Regions from separate parts of the Mus musculus genome. Here region 2 is linked to region 1. A link is a loop called in an ENCODE intact Hi-C map of the cell type or tissue named here. Cell type or tissue: heart. All regions are shown on one strand. Links, peaks and the distances in the headings refer to the core of each region. The heading gives the core; the rest is flanking DNA.

What was found. Hi-C counts contacts between places; a loop is a spot of excess contacts. Peaks named below come from ENCODE experiments on the same cell type or tissue, not always from the same donor. Only the 100,000 strongest peaks of a DNase experiment are listed, where the experiment ranks them.
Region 2: a loop joins it to region 1, with 31 times the contacts of the local background. A loop is called at or near these places in 6 of 42 quality-filtered maps.

The regions. Positions count from the first base shown.
Region 1 is chr12:101,954,364-101,960,968 of GRCm38, forward strand. It overlaps Atxn3 (ataxin 3), which reads right to left and starts at 3,880. Exons shown (of 11, transcript NM_029705.3): 1 at 3,771-3,880. The coding sequence starts at 3,794. In heart, for the core only: a CTCF peak has its summit at 4,027; a DNase peak (open chromatin) is centred at 3,918; H3K4me3 peaks cover 2,007 bases; H3K27ac peaks cover 1,577 bases.
Region 2 is chr12:101,119,465-101,126,069 of GRCm38, forward strand. No RefSeq gene overlaps it. Among named protein-coding and RNA genes, the nearest start is that of Ppp4r3a, 39 kb to the left of the region's middle. In heart, for the core only: a CTCF peak has its summit at 3,713 (motif pointing right); no DNase peak of the experiment used is centred there.

The DNA.
Region 1 (6,605 bases), core at 1,130-6,129:
AGGATCTGAGCTTAGTCAATCAATAAGGTGCTTGCCATACTGGCCTCAGGATCTGAGCTTAGTCAATCAGTAAGGTGCTTGCCATACTGGCCTCAGGATCTGAGCTTAGTCAATCAATAAGGTGCTTGCCATACTAGCCTTAGGATCTGAGCTTAGTCAATCAATAAGGTGCTTGCCATACTGGCCTTAGGATCTGAGCTTAATCCCCAGAACCTTCATGTAAAAAGCCATGCATGGCGGTACCCATCTGTAACTATAGCGCTGGAGAGGTAAAAATGGGCAGATACCTGGAAGTCCTAAGTTAACCTACTTGTGAGGAACACCACCAATGTTGTCTTCCTGCCTCTAAATGCATATGCACATGTGCACCCCCATACACATACACACACACACACACACACACACACACACACACACACACGGCAAAGGTACTTCTCAAGTATTTATTAAGTATATACACCTGCTGATAACTGAATGACTTCTGGGTAAGCAGATGTGTATCTGTGCACTCATGTCTGCATATGTGTTCTTGTGTATATGTGTACATGCAGATGTATTCATACATGTGCTAAAGGTCTAAGTCAGATGTCCTCCTCAGCTGCTCTCCACCTTTCTAGTGGAGTCTAGTGCTCACCATTCAGCTGGACTGACTGACGGGGCAGCACCCAGAAACCCACTTGTCTGTCCATTCCCTGCCTCGAGTATTGGTGAATACAACACACACTGGGATCTGAACTCGGGCTTCCATGCTTACTCACAAGCACTTTGTAAGCCTAGCATTTTGCATATACCAATTCAGTAGTCACCTCCACTGAAATCTGCTCCAATGAGAAACAGTACTGTCAAGAAGGTATTGGGGGAGATGGAGAGATGGCTCAGCAGTTAAGAGTCCTCGCTGCTAGCCCGGCGGTGGTGGCGCACACCTTTAATCCCAGCACTTGGGAGGCAGAGGCAGGCAGATTTCTGAGTTTGAGGCCAGCCTGGTCTACAGAGTGAGTTCCAGGACAGGCAGGGCTATACAGAGAAACCCTGTCTCAAAAAACAAAACAAAACAAAGAGTATTGGCTGCTTTTCCAGAGGACCTGGGTTCAATTCCTCACACCCACGTGGCTGCTCACGTGGCCTCTTTAACTCCAGTTCCTCCAGTTCCAGATCTTCTGGCTTTAGTGGGCACTAGGAGCACACAGTACCCTGGCAAACACCTTTTTTTTTTTTTTTTTTTTTTTGGATTTTAATGGCAGAGTTTCTCTGGATAGCCCTGGCTATCTTAAAACTCTCTCTGTGCCTGACAAATACAGAAGCAGATGCTCACAGCCAACCATTGGACTGAGCACAGAGTCCCCAGTGGAGGAGCTAGAGAAAGGACTGAAGAAGCTGAAGGGGTCTGCAGCCCCATAGGAAGAACAACAATATGAACCAACCAGACCCCACACCCACACCCAGAGCTCCCAAGGACTAAACCATCAACCAAAGAGTACACATGGAGCGACCCATGGCTCCAGCTGTAGCAGAGGATGGCCTTGTAGGGCATCAATGGGAGGAGAGGCCCTTGGTCCTGTGAAGGCCTGATGCCCCAGTGTAGGGGAATGCCAGAGCGGGTAGGCGGGAGTGGTGGGGGGAAGTACTCTCATAGAAGCAGAGGGTGGGGGGGGATGGGATTGGGAGTTTGTAGAGAGGAACCAGAAAATGGGATAACATTTAAAATGTAAATAGCTGGGCGTGGTAGCGTGCACCTTTGATCCCAGAACTCAGGAGGCAGAGGCAGGCGGATTTCTGAGTCCGAAGCCAGCCTGATCTACAAAGTGAGTTCCAGGACAGCCAAGGGTATACAGAGAAACCCTGTCTCGAAAAACCAAAATAAATAAATAAAATGTAAATAAATAAAATATCAAAAACAGGTATACCACCATTGCTGGCCAAAAATAATTTTTTAATGCATTGTTTAAGTGCCCTATGTTAAGTTTTAATCCCAGGCTTAGTGGCTGAGGTACCTATTTAACATATGGAAGTGGACCTGGCCTCCAGGTTGTCCCAGCATCCCTTAGTCCCTCCTGTTACAGGGTATGGCTGGTATACCCGGCCCTCTACCCTGAACTCTCCAGAGCATGGACTATGCTGCCCTTCCCCTAGTGGCTCTTGCCTATGTAATCCATACATTTTGGTTACCCACCCTCTTTTTGTATGGTTTGCAACTTTGGCTCCTGGCTGCTGTATTTCCTTCCCTTTTCTCCCTTCCCCTCAGGGTCAAGACCACTCTGGGTTCTCCCAAATATGTCTGCCCCTGGCTCTGCTCTCCCAAATCTCTTTAATAAACCTTCTCCTCCGCCATCCCTAGGAAAAGTCATGTCCTTCCCATTTCTTTTTTCATTCACCCTAGAGATGACTCAGTGAGTAAACGGGCTTGCTAAGAGCCTGAGACACCCGGAACTCACACCAAGTTGGGAAGAGAGAACTTTATAAAGTCCTCCCTGACCTCCACACCAGCACATACACACAAACAGTAACTTTTTTTTTTAAATAGAATGAATGGCAAGAGTCTCATGAAGCAGTGTATACAGTGTTCAAAATATAACATGTTTAAAATGGGTCTTATTCCAAAACCTTTGGAAAATTAATTACAAATGAATGTGGGGAGGGGGCCGGGAGGGGGAGCTCACTCAGTCATAGCACGTGGCCATCATCCCAGCCAGCTCTCAGGAGGCAGAGACAGGACGATGGGAGTCTGGAGCCAACTTGGGCTACAAGAAATCCTGTCACAAACTAACTTGTTCCAGTTCCAAAACACTCAAAATGTCTTCTTAAGAGCACTTCATTTAACAACGTCCTTAGATTCACATCATTTTTGTCTTTTTGTTGTGCGTGGATTTTAAACACTATGAGTCAATGCTCCTTTACAAGTGATAAAAACAAAGGCCTTTGCTCCCAACGAAATAATAGTCTCAACTAGCAACCCTCTCCAAACCTAAAATGATTATGAAACATGGTTGTCCGAGAAACACCCAAATGACTTGATAATTGTATGCGAACATAGACCAGTTTCTCAAGATGTCACAGCAATACTTTTAAGCGTAGTCACTTAGGAATTAAGGTGAGGAAGAGACTAAGCCAAATCACACAGTAGAACGATTCTAATCTATCCATAATACCTAAAAACAAAGCTGGCCTCCTGGTCCGGAAAAATGGGAGAACAACCCAAACATCCCCGTAATAAAAACTCTTATGACGACTTCCCTCCGGGGTTTCCTACTTTACTTCCGAAGTGTCAGGCCCTTTAATGGGAAAGCCACGGTCACAACTGCAGAAAGACGTGGGATGGATAATCAAGATCTAAATGCATGGAGCATTCCATTATAGAACTGAGTTGAGAGAGAAAGTTGGATCTGCCAGAGGACAGGTTAGGGGGCGTGGGTGGAGTTGGGAAGGGTCCGCCAGGTGCTGAAAAGGCGACTCGCTAGACTAGACCCTAAGAGAGAAGAGAGAAGAAACCCGAAAAGGTGTGGCAAGTGGACAAGGAACGCCCGCGCTAATCCTCCGGGTGAAGCCCCCCGAAATGCCCAGGCTACCCGCCCGGTCTTCTAGGGCGAGGGTGCCGGGAACGCATGCGGGAGGCTTCACGAGCGGAGCCATGGGGAGAAGGCAGGAAGCACCCCTCACCCAGCCAGGTCGGGATGGGGGCGCTCGGGCCCCGCCTGAGTTCCTGAAGCGGCGTCGCTGCTCCCCACGCCCGCCGCCGAGCCGAGGACGGCTCCCCACCGAACGCCCACACTCACTTTCTCGTGGAAGATGGACTCCATGTTTATTTGTCTGGAGCCAACGGCCCCGGCGCGGAGCAGCCCCCTCCAGCAGCTCCGCCCCCGGCCCCACCCCTCAGCCCCGGTCCGCCCCGCCCTAGCCACGTGCCTCTCGCCAACCAATCACTACTGCGGGCGCACGTCACGAGGCACGCGAACCCGGGAGCACGGGACACGTGACCTGGGCGGCGTTGGTCCTCCCCGCGGCAAGCGTGATGCTGCGGCGCCGCCTGCTGTGCGGAGGAACTTCTCTACGCGGGACAATCTTGTGATTCTAGGGTTCTAGAAGAGAATCCTCGCAGCCAAGTTTTAGGTTCTTTTTTTTCTTTTTTTTTTTTTTTTCCATCTCCACCTTCTTTGGTCCTTTCTCCTCATCTTTATGTGAGCAACTCCTCTCCCACTGAAGACTTCATTCCAGAAGAGGCATTCTCCACATACCTAATATTTGTGTAAAAACTATAGCTAATGTTTAGTTAGGACTGACTTAGAATAGTCCAGTTGTAAGCGCAATTTAATACGGCATTTTTTGATGTGTGTGTGTCTTTTGTAATATTATACAAATAAAGAAATGTAGGTACGAAGAAATTAGCACAGCACACTGTCCAACATAGTTGGCTGTTGGAATGAATATCAGGTCCTGGGGTAAATACGCCATCTCTGAAGGAGGAAGCGTTGGTGAGGAAGTGAAAAATCCAGCAAAATATTGAGTGGCTCGCGCAGGGGATGGGGGTGGGGAGGGGGGGATTGACAAAGATTAAGCGTTGTATTGGGCGTTGTATCTTGTATGGTGGAACCATTTTAGGTTCTTCAATGTAGCAAAGGCCCAGTCTCCTAAAGGCTCATTGTACCTGAAGGTAAGGAAGGCATATGTTGTGTTGGAGGACAGCTGCTCTATGCCAGCCTGTAGCCAGGGTTACATAGGAGGACCCTGTCCACCACCTCCCTACCGGGAAAAAAAAAAAAAAAAAAAAAGCTACAGGCGGTTAAAGATTTTTAAAACTAGAGACATGGGGTCAAATTAGGATTTTAGAGGATCACTGGGGAACAATACTTGAAAGGCATTTGGGGAGAAATGAAGAGACTCTGGTGGTCAGGACTCCAGTAGTGATTTGAGAATGGAGAGAGACCACTTTGAAGCTTTAGGAAACAGAAGACTTTGATGAGGGACTGGGGTGGGATGGGGGTATTGTTAGGAAAGACTTGTGGGTTTCTGCTCTAGGTACCATGTAAAGCAGAAGTGATACTCCAACCAGAAATACTTTACAGAATGAGTAGGGTCTTGGGAAGAGAAGAAAAGGCTTTTAATTTAGAAAATACTGAGCTTAAATATCTCTGCAACTAAAGGTACTTATGATGGTTTGTATATTCTTGGACCAGGGAGTGGCACCATTTGGAAGTGTGGCCTTGTTGGAATAGGTATGACCTGGCTGGAGTAGGTGTGTCACGGTGGGTGTGGGCTTAAGACTCTCACCCCAGTTGCCTGGAAGTCAGTCTTCCACTAGCAGTCTTTGGATGAAGACTTAGAACTCTCAGCTCTGCCTGCGCCATGACAGCCTGGATGCTGCCATGCTCCCACCTTGACGATAATGGACTGAACCTCTGAACCTGTAAGCTAGCCCCAATTAAATGTTGTTTTTTTTATAAGACTTGCCTTGTTCATGGTGTCTGTTCACAGCAGTAAAACCCTAACTAAGACAGTCCTTCTGTAGAGTGATAGATGACAGGCCTGGAGTTTTCAGAAGCTGTTTTAAGCTGTGAGGTGAGAGTCATTGCTGTTTAGAAGGGCTGGAGAGATGGGTGTGTCCTTAAGAGCATTTGCTGCTTCTCTTGTACAGGACCTGGGTTTGATTCTCAGAACCCACATAAAGGCTCACAGCAGTTGGTAACTCGAGACTCAGGGGATCTGTTGCTTCTGCAATGTACCTGGGATGCACAGGGATGCTCAGACAGTCACGCAGGCAAGCACCCCTACACATGAAATATAAAGAAACAAATTTAAAACACAAGGTAACTAAAACCATAAACGCTGAGTATAATCTTAGAGAAAAGGAAGAGATTGAAAAGAGGATGGAGAGCTAAGCCCTGAAGATAGAGCAGTAGGCACAAAGGGTGCAAATGCTGCTGAGTGTACTGAAGTGGAAGGCCCACGGGGGAATGCTTCAAGGACAAGTCCGTGTCACATGCTCCCAGGAAGTCCAGGGGCAGAAAGACTCAAAAGAAACTGCTCAGTTTTGTTGTTGAGATCATTTTTGTGAGACAAGTTCAAGAAAAGAAAGGAAGTGAGAGGCAAGAAAATAAAGACTGCCAGTGACAACCAGCTAGCTAATTCAAGGAGCTGCCATATCATTTGTTGACTATTTTGTATGCAGTTTCCTCTTGAGATAAAACAAAAGGTAGAGCTGTCCTTATTGGAGGGAAGCTCTTTACCACAAAGGATATTCTAAAGGGAGATGAAGTCCATCATGCAAGGAAGCTAGTGAGGTCATAGAATATTCTAAGAACAGGGAGAACATTTAGTCTTACAGAAGGGTGTCTTTAGCTCAGAAAGTAAACAACTAGGAGGCTTCAGGAAGTCCCTGAAACTGACAAGATTCACTAGGCTCCTCCTTCCCCAAGCATACATAAACAGTAGGACTACTGAGAGACACTCTCCAAGAAGCAGAGTTGCCTAGAAGAGGCTCACATCAACTGAACTGCCTGCAAAGATGAGCCACATTGCCTGTAAGGGACATTTCACTCTGTTAAGCTATCTGCAAGGTATGTAGTGTGACCCATGTTTCCAGATTTTGTGAGCTGTTGACTTGCTGGAGTGGG
Region 2 (6,605 bases), core at 821-5,820, 840 kb before region 1:
TCGCCTTATAGAAGCTTTTACATCTCATGAGGTCCCATTTATTAATTGTTGATCTTAGTGCCTGAGCCATGGGTGTTCTGTTCAGGAAGTAATCTCCTGTATCAGTGTGTCCAAGACTAAGCCCTCCCATGTTCATGGATAGGTAGGAAGAGTAAATGGTCATCTTACCAAAAGCAGTCTACAGATTCCATGTAATTCTCATCAAAATTTCAACACAATTCTTTACAGACCTTGAAGGAGCAATTCTCAACTTCATATGGAAAAACAAAAAAACCAGAATAGCTAAAATAAACCTGAACAATAAAAGAACTTAATAAAAGGTACCACTATCTCCGACTTCAAGCTGTACTCCAGACCAATAGTAATAAAAACTGAATGGTATTAGTATAGAAACAGACATGTTGATCAATGAAATCTAATTGAAGACCCAGAAATAAATCTACACACCCACAGACACTTGATTTTTGACTAAGAAACCATATAGTGGAAAAAAGAAAGCATCTTCAACAAGTGTTGTTAGCCTAACTGGATGTCTGCATGTAGAAGAATGCAAATAGATTAATATTTATCGCACTGCATAAAACTCAAGTCAAAGAGAATCAAAGACCTCAACATAAAACTAGATACATCAATAAATTCTATAAAGTTTTGCCTCAAAGTAATTTTATTTTACTTCTGATGAAATTATATCCGGATAAACCCATATTAAGTTGCAAATAACATAATTGAAAATACATTTAATCTTGGTTACCAATTTGACTGGACCTGTAATCAACTAACCTATTTCCATAATTAATTCAAGTGGGACTCACCAAAATCTGAATGCACCTTTGGGTAGCAGCCCAGATAAAAGGAGGTCCAGGAGAAAAACTTTTGTCTGCTTGCCTTGGCCTCTCATCTTCCTTCCTCTACCTTGGTCCTGCTGGCATCTTTTAGTAACATAAGAACCCAGCTTCTTTGGGTTCCAATGTGAAATAAAGACCAGTGGATCCCAAGGAATCTTCCAGCCTTTCAGTAGGATCCCAGATTGGGATTGCTCAGGCATCTAGATTCATAAACTATACTGCTACCAGGTTCTTAGCCTTTCCAGGGTGAAGACAGCCATTGTCATACTACCAAGGCTGTATGGTGAAAAAAAGTCTAATAACCTACTATTTATATATTTTAACTGGTTATATATACACATATATATTTCCAGTTTTGTTGTCTATCTGGAGAATTCTAAGTCATATAACACCCATCTTTTTCTCTCAGTGTAACTGCCATGTTAATTCCATTTTAATGTTTTGTCTTTTTTACTATTTTTGCCTTAATTTTTCTCTCCTGGTAACCTATTTCAGGATTTTAAAGTGTAAAGCAAGACACTGCTTTTAATGGGAAACAAATTATTCTTGGAAATGCACAGGACTTACCTTCTCATCTCTTACTCCTCTTTTCCTCCAGATCTGCTCACTCTGTAAAGGTAGTTAATGTGATAATTTCAATGAGAATGGATACCATATTTGAATACTTGGTCCCCAGTAGGTGGAAGTCTTTGGGAGGGACTAGGAGGTATGGCTTTGTTGAAGAAGATGTGTTTCTAGGGGTAGGCTTTGGCATTTCAAATGGTTCATGTGATTCCCACTAGCTTTCTATCTCTGCATAGTGTTTGAAGATGAGGATATAAGATCTCAGCTACTGCTCCAGACCCATGCCTGCCTGCTTTCTGCCATGTTTCCTGCCTTAATGGTCATGGACTCTAATCATTAAAACTATAAGCAAGTCCCTTATAAATACTTTCTTCTATAGGTTGCTTTGGTCATGGTGTCTCTTTACAGCAATATAAAACTAACTAACACAGTAACTTTTTCTGGGCAAGGTGGTGCAAGGCTTTAATCCCAGCACTAGAGAGATAGAGGCAGGAAGATTTCTATTAATTTGAGGCTAGGCTGATTTCATAGTTAGTTCTAGCATAGTGAGATGCTATCTCAACACACACACACACACACACACACACACACACACACACACACACACAGATCTTGAAGCCACCGAAGCATTTGTGTGTGTTTACATGTGCATAAACAGGGCAGAGGATAGGCAGGATTTCTGTTAGCTTAGAGGGCAAAGATTAGGCTGGACTGATTGGTCCACGAGTCCTACGGATTCTCCTGACCTGGCTTCCTAGCATTCGGATTACAGGCATGTGCCAATTCATCTGGCATTGTTCCATGAGTTCTCAGGACTCAACCCAAATCTTCATGTTTAGAGGGCAGATATTTTACTAACTGAGTTCTCTCTCTAACCATACAACCTCTTTTTTGGTGCTTTTAACTATTAATACTTCTTGAAAAGTGTGTACACTCCATGAGAAAAAGGATCACAAGAATCCTTAGTGAGTGGAATAGTGTGGAGCATATAAGAGGCCCCCAACAAATGTCACAGAATAAGAATGTACAATACTTTTTGTGACAACTATAGACAAGTTCAACCTAGGGCTGTCCTGTTTTATATTTTCTAAGTATTCTGCTTTGTCCTCCTACCCCCTTTTCATGCTTATTCAGTTTTTCTTTTCTGTTGCAGAGCTGGGTGTTGAACCCAAGCTTCATGCATGTCAGACAAGCTTGGTGGCTCTCTTCTCTATACTCTTCTACTTTCACATTTTAAGTGAATTATAATAAATTTACTTTAAAATATTTCTGATTGTAATATATATATAAATGATAATAAAATAGAAAGTAAAAGAAATTCTGAGCATTATATTCATTCATGTTAATTTGAGAAGTCCTATTTTGTATCATCTTCAGGTATGGCAAAAGTTTAGCTTTTGGGGATTTAAGAGGGCACTTCCGGTCTGGTAAGATGGCTCAGTGGGTAAGAGCACCCGACTGCTCTTCCGAAGGTCCAAAGTTCAAATCCCAGCAACCACATGGTGGCTCACAACCATCCATAATGAGATCTAACGCCCTCTTCTGGAGTGTCTGAAGACAGCTACAGTGTACTTACATATAATATAAATAAATAAATCTTAAAAAAAAAAAAGAGGGAACTTCCAGGACCCTCTACAGACAACAAAATCTGAGGATGTTCAAGTTCTTTACACATATAATAGCTTAGCATTAGGGATAGAGCAATGGCTTTATGGTTAAGAGCACCGACTGCTATTCCAGAAGACCCAAGTTGATTGTCAATTACATGATGGTTAACAACAGTCAATAAATACAGTTCCAGGAGATTTGATCCATTTTCTGACATCTGAAGGCACAGAAAATACATTACGTTTAGATTCATTTTATTATTTGTAATTATGTGAAGATGTGTGTGTCTGTACGTGGGTAAGAGCACCAGAGGTGTTGGTTCATCTAGTGCGGGAGTTACAGACAGTTAAGCCTGATGTGGTACTGGGAACTGAACTTGGGTCATCTGGAAGTACTCTTCACAACTGAGATGTGTCTTCAGATCCCTTTTCTCCCATTATTAACGGTCAAGTTGTTTTGTTTATTTGATCACGATGTTCTGAGAAATATTTACTCACATACTCACATTTTTATGTGTAGTATTGTTTTCTAAGAAATTGCATACTTTTCTCATTGTTCAGTGAACTTTTTAATAAAAAACTTTTAGCATTGTTTAGCAATGTTTAGCATTGGTAATCATATACTTGTTTCATATTTTAGATATTTGGAAATTAAGAAATTTTATCATTGATGTGTCTTATGACTATTGTCCACCAGGTGGCAGTCATACCATAGACATTGTCTGACTGTTTCGTAGCATTTCCAAGACCCCTCTACAGACACCAAAATCAGAGGGTATTCAAGTCCCTTACCATAGTTTAGCATTAGGAATGGAGAGATGGTTCTATGGTTAAGAGCACTTACTGCTCTTGCAGAAGACTCAAGTTGACTGTCAATTACATGGTGGTTAACCCATAAATCTAGTTCCAGGAGATTCTATCATTTTTCTGGCTTCTGCAGGCACATAAAGCTCACAATGCACAGACAGACGTGCAAGCAAAACATCCACACACATACAATAATAAATGAATAAATAGATAGGTCTTTAAAAATAATTCAGCATTTGCATATGACCTATGCACATTCTCATATATTATATTATATATTGCTAGCTATAAATTACCTAGTACAATGTCAACTCTGTATAAATAATCATTACACTTTATTGTTAGAAAATGACAAAAGCCAAGTTTTTCTGAATATTTTTAATCTTTAGAAGAATCTAAAATTTTGAAATCCATACATACCAATGGATAGTTGTTCTTTGTATTCACTGTAATATTGTCATCTCCCTCTCTCTTTCTTTATCTCATCATCTAAGGGTTGTAAGGGCTTTACAACTACTTGCATTTAGACTGGCAGAAGAATGGGTAACAGTTCTGTAGAGAACAACACTTGTGATATAATATTGTAACTACATTTAGTTACAATAACAATCATAGGTTTTACAAAAATTGTAGGGTGATGTGCTATTTATGGATATGTTAGGACACTTGCTAGGAGGGTAGAAAAGAGAATATCTTAGATCTTTAAACATCTAATCTGAGGTCAGAGCAGCTTTAAGGAAGAATTTTTTTTTTAAAAAGATTTATTTATTTATTATATGTAAGTACACTGTAGCTGTCTTCAGACACTCTGGAAGAGGGCATCAGATCTCATTACAGATGGTTGTGAGACACCATGTGGTTGCTGGGATTTGAACTCAGGACCTTTGGAAGAGCGGTTAGTGCTCTTAACCACTGAACCATCTCTCCAGTGGGAGAAAAATTATCAATCCATAGTACACATAAAATTAGAGATTCTACATAGGCCCATGTATGAAATCTGAAATAGCCTACCCACTAGAAGAGAGGAAAACAGCTTCATAATGTTGGGATAAGAAAATAGTTATTAAGTGAAATATAAGATACAAAAAGCACTATTAATAAAGGAAATAATAGATAATTTGAACTTGTAAAAATTAATAGCTTACCTGTGTCTGGAGCAGGCCCACAAGTTCTGGCTCCCCACCCAGTCCTGCAACACGCAGAGAAAGCTTGTCTCCCAGGAGTTCTGACAACCAGACTCTCAGGTGAGGCTTCAAACTCTGCCCAAATACCTGGCATAACTGGGACCCCTGGGACCCAGGGGATGCAGGAACACCCTCTCAGCAAGAGGCACATGATCTGTCTGGTTTGTACCTGCTCCCAGAGTGGACCCAGGGCTCTGGTCCCCCACCCATGCCTCTCAACACCCAGAGGAAGCTTGATTCTTAGGAGCTCTGGCACACCAGAATGTCAAGATCACAGGACCCCAGGATCCCAGAATCACAGGATCACAGGATCACAGAGATAGCTGGATTTCCATGAGTTCTGACACAACTAGGCTTATAGGAGGGTCAGGTTCCAGTCAGAAACAGCAAGGCCAGTTAGCACTAGAGATAACCAGATGGCAAGAGGCAAGCACAAGAACATAAGCAACAGAAACCAATGCTTCTGGACAACATCGGAACCTAATCTCCCACCACACCAAGCCCTGGATACTCCAACACATCTGAAAATCAAGATTCAGCTCTAAAATTCCATCTCATGAATATGATAGAGAACTTTAAGAATGCTATAAACAGCCCCCTTAAAGAAATACAGGAGAACACAGATAAACAAGTGGAAGCCCTTAAAAGGAAGCATATACATCTCTTAAAGAAATACAGGAAAACACAATCAAACAGGTGAAGGAACTGAAGAAAACCATGCAGGGTCTAGAGATGGAAATAGAAACATTAAAGAAAACACAAAGGGAGACAGCCCTGGAGATGGAAAACCTAAGAAAGAGATCAAGAGTCACAGATGTAAGCATAGCATCACTAACAGAATACAAGAGATGGAAGAGAGAATCTCAGGTGTAGAAGACATTGATAACAACAGTCAAAGAAAATCAAAAAGCAAAGAGCTTTAAGAAACCCAGGACACAATGAAAAGACCAAACTAAGATTAATAGGTATAGAAGAGGGTGAAGACTCTCAACTCAAAGGGCCAATAAACATCTTCAACAAAATTATAGAAGAAAATTTCCCTAACTTAAAGAAAGAGATGCCAAAACTAGGCGTGGTGGCACATGCCTTTAATCCTAGCACGTGAGAGGCAGAGGCAGGCAGATTTCTGAGTTCGAGGCCAGCCTGGTCTACAAAGTGAGTTCCAGGACAGCCAGGGCTATACAGAGAAATCCTGTCTCAAAAAGCCAAAAAAAAAAAAAAAAAAAAAAAAAAAAAAAAAAAAAAAAGAAAGAAAGAAAAGAAAAGAAAAAGAGATGTCAATAACATACAAGAAGCTTACAGAACACCAAAAAGATTGGACCAGAAATGAAATCCCTCTCTCCACATAATAATCAAAACACCAAGATAGACATATCAGACATACACCAGACTTCTCAACAGAGACTCTAAAAGCCAGAAGATTTTGGGAAGATGTCATACAGACCCTAAAAGAACAAAATGCCAGTCCAGGCTACTATACCCAGCAAAACCCTAAATTACCATAGGTGGAGAAACCAAGATATCCCACGACAAAATCAAATTTAAACATTATCTTTCCAGCCATCCAGCTATACAGAGGATAATGGAAGGAAAACTCT